2 separate regions of the Homo sapiens genome follow, and region 1 is linked to region 2. A link is a contact called in ENCODE Hi-C or POLR2A ChIA-PET data. All regions are on one chromosome and are shown on one strand. Each heading gives the region's core, a stretch centred on a gene start or an enhancer-like site at or near the end of the contact. The rest is flanking DNA. Distances are from core to core; before and after follow the strand shown.

Region 1 (5,002 bases), core at 168-2,667, 35 kb after region 2:
ATTAAAAGAGGGAAGAGAGACATAATAGCCAAAGAGGGAAGAGAGACCTAATAGCCTAAAAGCGTTGTGAAAATGAAATAAACTAATATAGATAGGTGGCTTATGCCTGTAATCCCAGCACTTTGGGAGGCCTAGGCAGGCAGATCACCTGAGGTTGGGAGCTCGAGACCAGCCTGACCAACATGGAGAAACCCCGTCTCTACTAAAAATACAAAATTAGCCAGGCGTGGTGGGACATGCCTGTAATCCCAGCTACTTGGGAGGCTGAGGCAGGAGAATCACTTGAACCTGGGAGGTGGAGGTTGCAGTGAGCCAAGATCACACCATTGCACTCCAGCCTAGGCAACAAGAGCGAAACTCTGTCTCACACCAAAAAAAAAAAAAAAAAAAAAAAAAAAAAAAAGCAGAAAATACATAATGTGTTTGGCCCATATGGGGACATTTTAGCATCTCTTCCCTGTCTGTGGGGGGATCACAGGCTCTAGATTTCTTAGCATATCCTTGGACCATGGGTTTCAAGCTATTTTTTGTTTCCAGAGGCTGTATTGCCCTTAATGCATGCACACCTTGCTGCTTAACACACTATGTACCGGAGATGAAAGTGGAGCTGCCCTGGATTTGGCAGATTGCAGCTCTGACACGTCAGCCCCTCTGAGACCATTTGTAGCCATCTCTAAGCAACCTACAGGAAACTTGGAGGCTGCAATAAGTTGCGCCAGATGCCACCAACTTGCATGAAAGCAGAATCATGTGGTTTTAGAGCCAGAAGCCACTTTAGATGTCATCTAGACCAGTGGCTTTCAAATTTATTTGTGACACACATTAAGAAATTCTATATATTGTGTCCCAGTGCACACAAACTTATGTGTGCCTGTATGTACATAACTGAAGGAAATTTTAATGAAACAATTCTTACTTTTACTATAGGCAATATACTCTGCTATTTTCTATCGTAGTTCATTTTAAAATAATATTTGTCAGTGCCACTGAATTGATTTCATGACTGGTGATTTTAAAAGCAGTGATCTGCACTCCTCGGCCCATACTGAAAATAAAGACATTGAAATACAGAACTTTTCCTTTTCTGCCTCATGTTTCTATCTGGTCCCGAAACAAAATCTCTGTGGTTTACTTTTACTACTTACAAATGCATATAGTGCCTGAAGGCTTTTGGAGGTCAAATTAACATGTTCTTTATCCTGGGCTGATTTCTAACAAAATTCATGATGCCTAACAGAACAGAACACACTTTATGGGGCTCACACAGTCAGTCCAGCTCTTTAACCCAGATTTAATACTTCCTTTCTGATGTGTCACCAAGCGCTATGGGTGTTCCTTGACCTTGTAAATACTCCAATGATATAACATATCTGAATCATGTTTTCTTGAGGAAAACATTTGGCAACATCCTGAAAACAAGTTCGTACCCTCATTGTTCCTGTGACCACCTGGTTTGATAGCTGAAATAAGATGAATTGAGTAAAATGAATGTTGCTGCAGCTGCTGCCAGCATCACCATGCCAGCTACTGCTAATCCCTGGGCTTCTGCCTCTGCCCAGTGACTTGTCTGTTTCTGCCCCAGCTTGGTGTTCTCAACTTTCCTTTGAAAGTTGCCTTGTGCCAATTAAAAAAAAGTTTTTAACCCTTTTACCCCTAATTTTTGCTTTTAAAAACAACCTTTTATTTCCAACTGTAATATTAGGGTCAATCAAGTTTAACAAACCCATAGTAATCTCAAAGAAAATTCAAGTTGCTTTTCTGGAAAGCATTTGGCAACATTTGTTTCTCTCAGCAATGGGGATAAAGAATATGTGTTGGTGGAGATACAGCAGGGTTGTGGAGAGTACATAGCTTTAAAATCAGACAGGCCTGGTTCAAATCTGTGGCCTTTATTTGTACAATAAACATCAGTTTATTCTACAAATCCATGTGACTTTTGAATTCCACTCCATATACAGCTTGAAATTATTAGTCAAATGGTTTGCTTTTTTTTTTCCTTTTCTTGAATTATGCTTCATGGAACATATATCTTATGTTGTGAAGCATGAGAAATAGGCTGATCTGGGTTCAAATCCCACCTTTATCCTTGACCAGTTCTGTGGACCCGGCAAGGGACTTTATTTCTCAAAGCTTCAGTTTCCTTATAACCAAAGACTAATGATAAAGTAGTTGTGATTATTATATGGAATGGGGAATGTAAAATAGTCAGCATCTGTATGTAGCCAATAAATGTTGATCCTTCACTTGTCTTTTTCCTTTCTTTTAGTGAAGTTGCTAGAGTGAGAAGTGTGAAATGCTATCTGGTCACACTATAATTGTTTTTAATGAATCAGAATGTTAGGTGTTCTGTGCATAAATAGTAAAGTCTTTTGATAGTTTATACTTCACTAAACAGTACATGTAAGTGTGTACTGTTATAAACTGTGATTTCCAGTGACTTCCTTACATTAACATTAGATGGCAACAAAAACTGGCTAATGGGATGGAATTGACAGGCTCATCATTGGTGATAAAATGTCGATTTCAAAGCCACACATATTTTTTCTGGGTAATAATTATTAGGTCTAATAATCCCTAAGAATAGATATGCTTAATTATTCAGATTTAATAATTATTACCCATCAAAATTCCAACTGTGTTTCTGGCACTTACATCTCTACAAGGTGATAGCATGTCAATTCCATCCTGTTCAAGGTGAGTCATCACCTTGTTTTATATCTCACTGGTCTCTGGCTTATAGAGCCATTCAACTGCCTGCCTAGTCAAAAAAGACAATGTAGAGAGAAGGAAAATCATATCTATGTTGCCAGCTGGGTTAACCCATCCACAGTGACTTTTTGAAAAGTAAGTTTCCATGGAAGTAAAATCTTTGGTTCTTATAATGTCAATCACATTGATCTCTATTGTGCTTCTAAGGATAATAAATAATTCAGGGTCAAAGATAGAGTGAAAGGAAGAAGGCTTCTTTTGGCCGTGGTTATATACATTTTCTCTTGCCACTTCCAATGTCATAGAGGCCAGAGAACATGTTGTAGCCTGTGCTCACATGCATATCCCTATAGATGTTGCTCAGAAATTCCATCTTCTTCATTCTTTCCATCTTGTTTCTCAGAGGAAAGAACTTACATTTGAAAAGAGAAGCAAAGATTTTCAAGTCATTACAAGATTATCTTTTTTCCTTTAGTTTTCTATGGATTTCTTTTATGTTCTTTGCTATTGACTGTGTGTTGATTTGTGAGGATCAAATAATGTGAGTGTGAGGACCATTAATTAGTCAATATTGCAAATTCTTGTAAGATAAGAACAGATAATGAAGAAAAGCTAATTCCCTTTGATACCCATATGCAGTAAAGATCTTTGGTGGCTATAAAGTAGATCCCAGATTGTACACACTACAAACGCAGACATCCTGGAAGGCCAGTGGTGGTCTAAGCCCATGGAGCCTCAAGGAAAAGAATAATCTAGGAAGCTTTTTCCAAGAGCATGGCCAATGTGCAGAGAGTGAAATGAAGGAGTATTTTAAGTACATGGTGCTTAGGGATCGTGCTTATACCATCCTCAACTCCTGCCCTTTGCCCCGCAGATTTGTTCTGCAGCTTTAACCTGAGAAGGCTCTGGAAAATAAAAAGAAAGCCAGAGAAAATAAAAAGAAAAAATGAAGAATTTCTTAAGTCTCTGTTAAGACATTGAGAGCTCAAGCAGCTGCCAGAAGAGTGGAAGTCAGGGACATTTCTCATCTTCAGGGAGAGGACTGCTGCGTGTGCTAGAGAACAGGGAAACTGGAATGTGTGGATATCACACAAGGGAGGGGACAGCAGCCCAGGCTGTACACAACCATCGATGTAGCCATAGAGCCCCACCTTCATGTAAAGAGCAAGAAAGAAGAGCGTGGGAAGCAAAGAACTTTGTCTCTCTTGCTGGTGCTCATGGGAGCCAGGATCAGCATCCATATATGGTCATGCCAAACTAAAGATTGATGGCAAGACCTAGAGAGGAGGAGACAGTGGCAGGGGTGAGTTGTGGAGGGAAGGGCATAACCTATATCACTGGTAGAAATGTGAATTTCTTCCTGGTTACAGAAAACTATTCTGGAAATATCTGTTTAAAACAATACACATACCTATTGACCTAGCTATCTCCTCTGGGTCTTCATCACATTATAGAAATAAAAGCACTGGTATATAAGAATATTAGAAGTTTAGAGTAAAAAAAAGTTTAGAGTAAACTTAGAACTAAGAATTTTAGGAAAGTAGAAGAAAAATGTTTATTATAGCATTGTTTGTAATGACAAGAAACTGTTAAATATCGGAATACTTGTGATTAGAAGAATGGTTCAATAAACTGTGGTATATTTATATAATGAAATGTTATGGAGCTCTTAAAAAGAATGAGCTATATCTAGATTCATTGACTTGGAATTATCCCCACAGTGTACTGTTAGATGAGCAAAGGAAGACAGAGAAAAATATACAGTATGATCTCTTAAACAAAACCCTTAGAAAAGAGTCGATAAATGTACATCAGTGTATATGGGAAACTAAGAATATGGAAAAAGGTGAGAAGAAGATACATATGAGGCTATTTATTTTGGTTTCTTTGGTAGGGTTGGAAAAGGTAAAAGGTGAAAATAATTTTAAACTATTTTGCAAAATAAAACAAATATTAACAGAACATGTAATCTATTAAAATTTTTATGATACTACTCTATGTGTATGTTAGCAATTGATGCCTAACAAGCACATCAAAATTTAATGGCTTAAAAAATCCACTTAATATTTCTCACAAGCCTGTGGGTGGGTTTGGTGGTTCTGCTTGTCTGGATAGGGCTCAGCTAATCTCAGGTGGGCTCAAATAAAATGAATGAGGTTAGACACCTTCAGAAATGATTTCTAAGTGACTTAATTTTAGGTGTTTCTCGTCTCCTATAAGAATCCCTGGGAATGTCACATTTCAATACTTGATACCAGGGTGTCTACTACTACCACCACAACTATTATTAATT
Region 2 (5,488 bases), core at 1,223-3,722:
TCATATATTTCTGGAGTATGTTTCTTATGTATGTAAGATAGGCCTATTCACTTGTGCAGGGATGAAGTACTTTATTTAAAATAAAATAAAAAAAAACTTTGCCCATCCTCTTGCATGAGGACAAGCTTTGTGTAATGTCTTAACCACTATAGGTTGCTTATACCTGTGAAATTTGCATATTGGTATAGGTCTTCATTTCCTGTACACTTTAACAAAAATTGGCATAGATTAGTCAGTGCCATTTGGTGTCTTTATTCTACCTTGTTAGAATTAAGCTGGAGGGGGGAGTAAACAGTAATTTGTTGGGGTAGAGTTGTTGGTAGCACTAACATTAATATGAGGCCTTCTCTTTCAGTTCTAATCAAGTCATTTTGGACCTCTTACTTCTGAGAAAACTGCTTCTGTATATGAGTTGAATCATCTTTCTAAGGTCATTCATAGGTCACCTGTTGCTCACAAAGAAGAAATGCACTGTATGAAACAGCTAAGGTGATTCACCTGGGCATATGCTAAGCACAAATCAACAGAGGAAGAGGCCAGATTCCTGTAAGAATTGGGTTTCTAATTTCTTTTCAGTATATAAACATAGGTAGTTATTATATTGTTTCAGACTTTTCTTTACAACAAATTGTCTTCTTGATTTTCAGAGTATTTAAGAATCTTAAAATAGAAGAAAGAAAACTAGAATTTAAATATTTTAATAAACAACCATGTCTAGGTAGGGCACAGTGGCTCATTCCTGTAATCCTAGCACTTTGAGAGGCCAAGATGGGCAGATCACTTGAGGTCAGGAGTTTGAAACCAGCCTGGCCAACAGAGCAAAACCCCATCTTTACTAAAATACAAAAAAATTAGCCAGGCGTGGTGATGCACACATGTAGTCCCAGCTACTCAGGAGGCTGGGGCAGGAAAATCACTTGAACCCAGGAGGTGGAGATTGCAGTGAGCTGAGATCGTGCCACTGCACTCCAGCCTGGGTGACAGAGTGAGACTCTGTATCCAATAAATAAATAAACAAATAAACAAACAAACAACCATCTCTAAAACTTCTTTTTATGATAACAGGTTGTGGCAGATTAAAGACAGGCAGGTGTTCTTAGGAACTCCTTTCATGAAAAGGTGAACCCTATTACTCCTCCTTTGCATTTTGGTAGGCCCTATAACTGCTTAGTGGATAGAATATGATGGCAATGATGTTCTGTCAGTTTTCAAGTCCAGGCCTGAAGACACTGGTAGTTATCCATGGTAGTGGGAATTCTAAGTTGTCCTCCAAAATTTTACCTCATAGAGTGCATGCCTCATTCTGTAGACTTCTCTTGATTTGGGATGAGACCTATGACTATGACATATGTCACTTCAGGAATTATGCTACCTTATATGGCAATGGCCAAGGCATTTCTGGATGTAATTAAGATCTCTAGTAAGTTGGCTTTGAATTAATGAAAGGGACTTTATCTTGATTAGGTTAGAACTAGTCAGGTGGTCCTTTTAAAGAGGGCTAGGTCTTTGCAACAAATAGTGCTGGAACAACTGGATATCCAAAGAATGAAGTTGGACCCCTTCCTCACACCATACACAGAGATAAACACAAAGTGGATTTTAGACCTAAATGCAATGGCTAAAACTATAAAACGCTTAGGAAACATACAGTAAACATCATGAACTTGGGGCAGGCAATAATTTCTTAGATACAACATCAAAAGCAAAGTAGCAAAAGACCAAAAAAGATAAATTGTACTTCACCAAAATTAAAATTGTAATGATTCTAAGGATATAATCTAGAAAGTGAAAAGTCAACCAATTAAATTGGGAAAATATTTGCAAATCATATATCTAGCAAGAAATGTATTCATAATATATTTTTAAAAAACCTGTGGAAACTCAGGAATTGAAATAACAATAACTCAATTTTAAAAATGAATAAAGGATTTGAATAGATATTTTCCCAAAGAAGGTATACAAGTGGCTAATAAGCACATAAAAAGATACCTTCAAATCATTAGTCATTAGGGACATGCACATCAAAACCACAATGAGATACTACACACCCAATAGGATGGTTGTAGTAATAAAAAAAAACAGATAATAACAAGTGTTGAAAAGGTTGAGGAGTAATAGAAATCTTCATACATTGCTGGTGAGAATGGAAAATCGTGTGGCTGCTTTGGAAAGTAGTTTAGCAGTCCCTCAAATTGTTCAACATAGAGTTATCATATAATCTAGCAATTTCACTTCTAGGTATAAAACCAAGTGAAATACAAGCATATGTGCACACAAAAACTTCTGCATGAATGTTTATAGTAGCATTATTCACAATAATCCCCAAATAAAAATAATCTAAATGTCTATCAACATTGATAGATAAATAAAATGTGGTATATCCATAAAAATATTACTCAGCTATAAAAGAGTATAAAGTACAAATACATGATACAACATTATATCTTGAAAACATTTGCTAAGTCACAAAAGACTTAGTGACTCATGATTATGAATCAGTCACTAAGTCTTTTGTGAATGTGAATGATTCCACTAATATAACTAAACAGGAAAAAATTTATAGAGATAAAAACGATTACTGGTTGCCTAGGGCTAGGGGCAGTGGTGGAATTGAAAGTAACTGCTTGGCCAAGTGCGGTGGCTTATGTCTGTAATCCCAGCACTTTGGGAGGCCGAAACAGGCAGATCACCTGAGGTCAGGATATCAAGACCAGCCTGGCCAGTATGGTGAAACCTGGTCTCTACTAAAAATACAAAAATTAGCTAGCTGGACACAGTGGTGTGTGCCTGTAGTCTCAGGTACTCGGGAGGCTGAGGCTGGAGAATCACTTGAATGCAGGAGGCAGAGGTTACAGTGAGTCGGGACCATGCCACTGCACTCCAGACTGGGTGACAGAGCGAGACACCATCTCAAAAAAAAAAAAAAGTAACTTCTAATGGGCACAGGGTTTCTTTCTGGGATGACAAAAGCATCCTAAAGTTAGAAAGCAATGATGGTTGCACAATTCTGCTAAAAACTATTGAATTTCATACCTTAAATGAGCAAGTTATATTTCAATAAAGCTGTCCTTTTATTTATTTATTTATTTATTTTTACTTTTTAGACAGAGTCTCGTTCTGTCACCAGGCTGGAGTGCAGTGGCGTGGTCTCAGCTCACTGCAATCTCCGCCTCCTGGGTTCAAGTGATTCTCCTGCCTCAGCCTCCCAAGTAGCTGGGACTACAAGTGCCCACCAACATGCCTGGCTAATTTTTGTATTTTTAGTAGCGATGGGGTTTCACCATGCTGGCCAGGATGGTCTCGATCTCTTGACCTCGTGATCTGCCCACCTTGGCCTCCCAAAGTGCTGGGATTACAGGCATGAGCCATCGTGGCTGGCCAGCTGTTCTTTTTTTTTTAAACAAAGAGAAAAGCTTATGTCTTTCCTGAGCTCAGAGACATTCCCCTGTTTGTCTCAAAGAAAGCAGTTGCCTTGAGTTCTATAACTGCCAGAAATGAATTCTGCCAACAACCCAAGTGAGCTTGAAAAAGAATCTTAAGACTCCGTTGAGATCGTAACCATGGTTGACACCTTGATCAGGCCTTGTGAGATCCTGAGCAGAAGATCCAGCTAAACCATGCCCAGGCTTTTGACCTACAGAAACTGTGAGATAATAAATGGGCATTGTTTTATGCCACCAAGTTTGTGGTAATTTGTTACATGGTAATGGAAAACTAGTACATTTCTTCTTTTAGTGTCTTGGAACACTTGCTTTTGAAACTCAGCTGCCATGATGTGAGAAGCCCAAGTCACATGGACAAGCTACCTAAGCTCGCAGCTAAGAGCCAGCATCGTCTGCCAGCCATGAGAGTGAGCCACTGTGGCCACTCAGTCCAACTTTGACTGCAGGTGCCTTAGAGACCCCAAGCAAGAACCACTAAGCTGTGCTCAGCTAATTCACAGAAATATGAGAGATAATAAATTTAAGTTTTAGGGTGGTTAGTTATATGACTATAGATAACATGCTTAGATAAAGTAGATAAAATAGATAACATAGATAAAAATGCTTATTTTATTCATTAAAAAGGGTCTTTTAAATTCTCTTAGTCTTATAAGTGAAACACTGCTTTCAGTTTTCTTCATTTTGCTCCTGGAATCCTTCTGACTGTATTGAAGGTTGACAGGTGACTTCTCTTAGGACGAGCTGAAAGACATGGCTAATTTTTGTGCATCTTCAATTAAAAATTAAACACTTAGTAGAGTGAAGTTGTTGTAATTGCTGCTGTATTTAAGAAAAACAATAATAAGGGCCACACTGAGAATGTTACAATTAATTAAAGAATGCATTGTCATTATTACGTAAGTATAGATAGAGATTTGTGTTTAGAAAGAAAAAAAATCCAATGCAGATACATTGAATCCAAATTAAAAATGTATAATAAATATCGTAAAAAGACCACTCATAACCGTGATGTTATATGAAGAAATGGCCATAATAAATAAATTCCTTATGCTGTTATACTTTAGATTGACTAGCATTTCCATACTAAAGAAAACTATTCGGTGGTAACATTTTTGGTGCTTGTACCTACTTGTATTATTCACTGTGGCTAAAGCCAATTTGTTCACAAATATGATAATTATCTAATTCTGGATAGGAAAACTCTTCTTATCTCTGGAATAAAGTTTCTAATTGCAGCAAAAATAATTTTCAAATATTTTTGGGCAAAAAGTCAGTGCATGAGCTTCAAATATACTTTGTTCTGTTAAAATTGGAATCGAGAGTTTGAGAGCTACAGCCTCATAAGGAAGTAATCGCATTAGTCACCCTCCTGGCACTACATGGGTATTAATCTTTTCCTTTCATCAGCCTCTCTGGCTCTTGCACAATTTTACAAGGTCCCCCACAAAGCCCAATTAATATTGTTTCTCTCTTTAAAACTCATGAATGTGCAATTAATAATAAATGATCTTGGGAGAATAAAAGAAGCAAGTTCGGAATTTCTAAATCATCTTGACAGGCAGCTGTATTCCATAGGCTATTTCAAGGAGTAACTACCTACCTGTTATGTCCTTATTATAGCCAAACTGGCTTGAATAGTTATTACCCAGAATAAGTGGTTGTCTTACAAATAAACTTTATGAATATATTTGGGACTTAAAAAATCATCTTGAATGTTTGATAATCTTTTCATTTGATGTGTATTAAAAGTCATTTAATTAAAGGGCCATCTTTGAACATACAAAGGATGTTCTAGCCCCACATCCCTTCACATCACCCTGTTTAATTCTGGTATTTTCTCCATTATTTTCTTTCTTTTTAATGAGTCACTCTTTCTTTTTAGAGCAAAAGTCCTGTGTAAGCAATGACCTTGTTCATCATGGTCCTGTGGACTCTCCGGCACCTATAACAGTGCCTGGCCAACAGTGGAAGCTCAGTAACTGTTACCTGAGGGAGCCACTGTCTAGCTTGCCGTTCAATAATAATAAAAACAATAAAAAATGTTC

What was found. A loop is a pair of places that touch in the nucleus more often than their neighbours do. ChIA-PET counts read pairs that join two places held with the same protein, here RNA polymerase II (POLR2A).
Region 1: a loop to region 2 is called in a map of PC-3, with 6 times the contacts of the local background. The contact joins two enhancer-like sites. A Hi-C loop is called at or near these places in 1 of 168 maps with a recorded cell type or tissue (PC-3). POLR2A ChIA-PET finds 5 or more read pairs at or near these places in 1 of 52 experiments (MCF 10A).

Annotation. Positions count from the first base shown.
Region 1 is chr6:19,376,871-19,381,872 of GRCh38, reverse strand. No RefSeq gene overlaps it. Among named protein-coding and RNA genes, the nearest start is that of LNC-LBCS, 430 kb to the left of the region's middle. Within about 2 kb of position 1,417, at least 2 of the 41 ENCODE cell types and tissues checked have a DNase peak (open chromatin) inside an H3K27ac peak, as active enhancers do; they include PC-3, where a contact is called at or near this core.
Region 2 is chr6:19,412,880-19,418,367 of GRCh38, reverse strand. No RefSeq gene overlaps it. Among named protein-coding and RNA genes, the nearest start is that of LNC-LBCS, 390 kb to the left of the region's middle. Within about 2 kb of position 2,472, at least 4 of the 41 ENCODE cell types and tissues checked have a DNase peak (open chromatin) inside an H3K27ac peak, as active enhancers do; they include PC-3, where a contact is called at or near this core.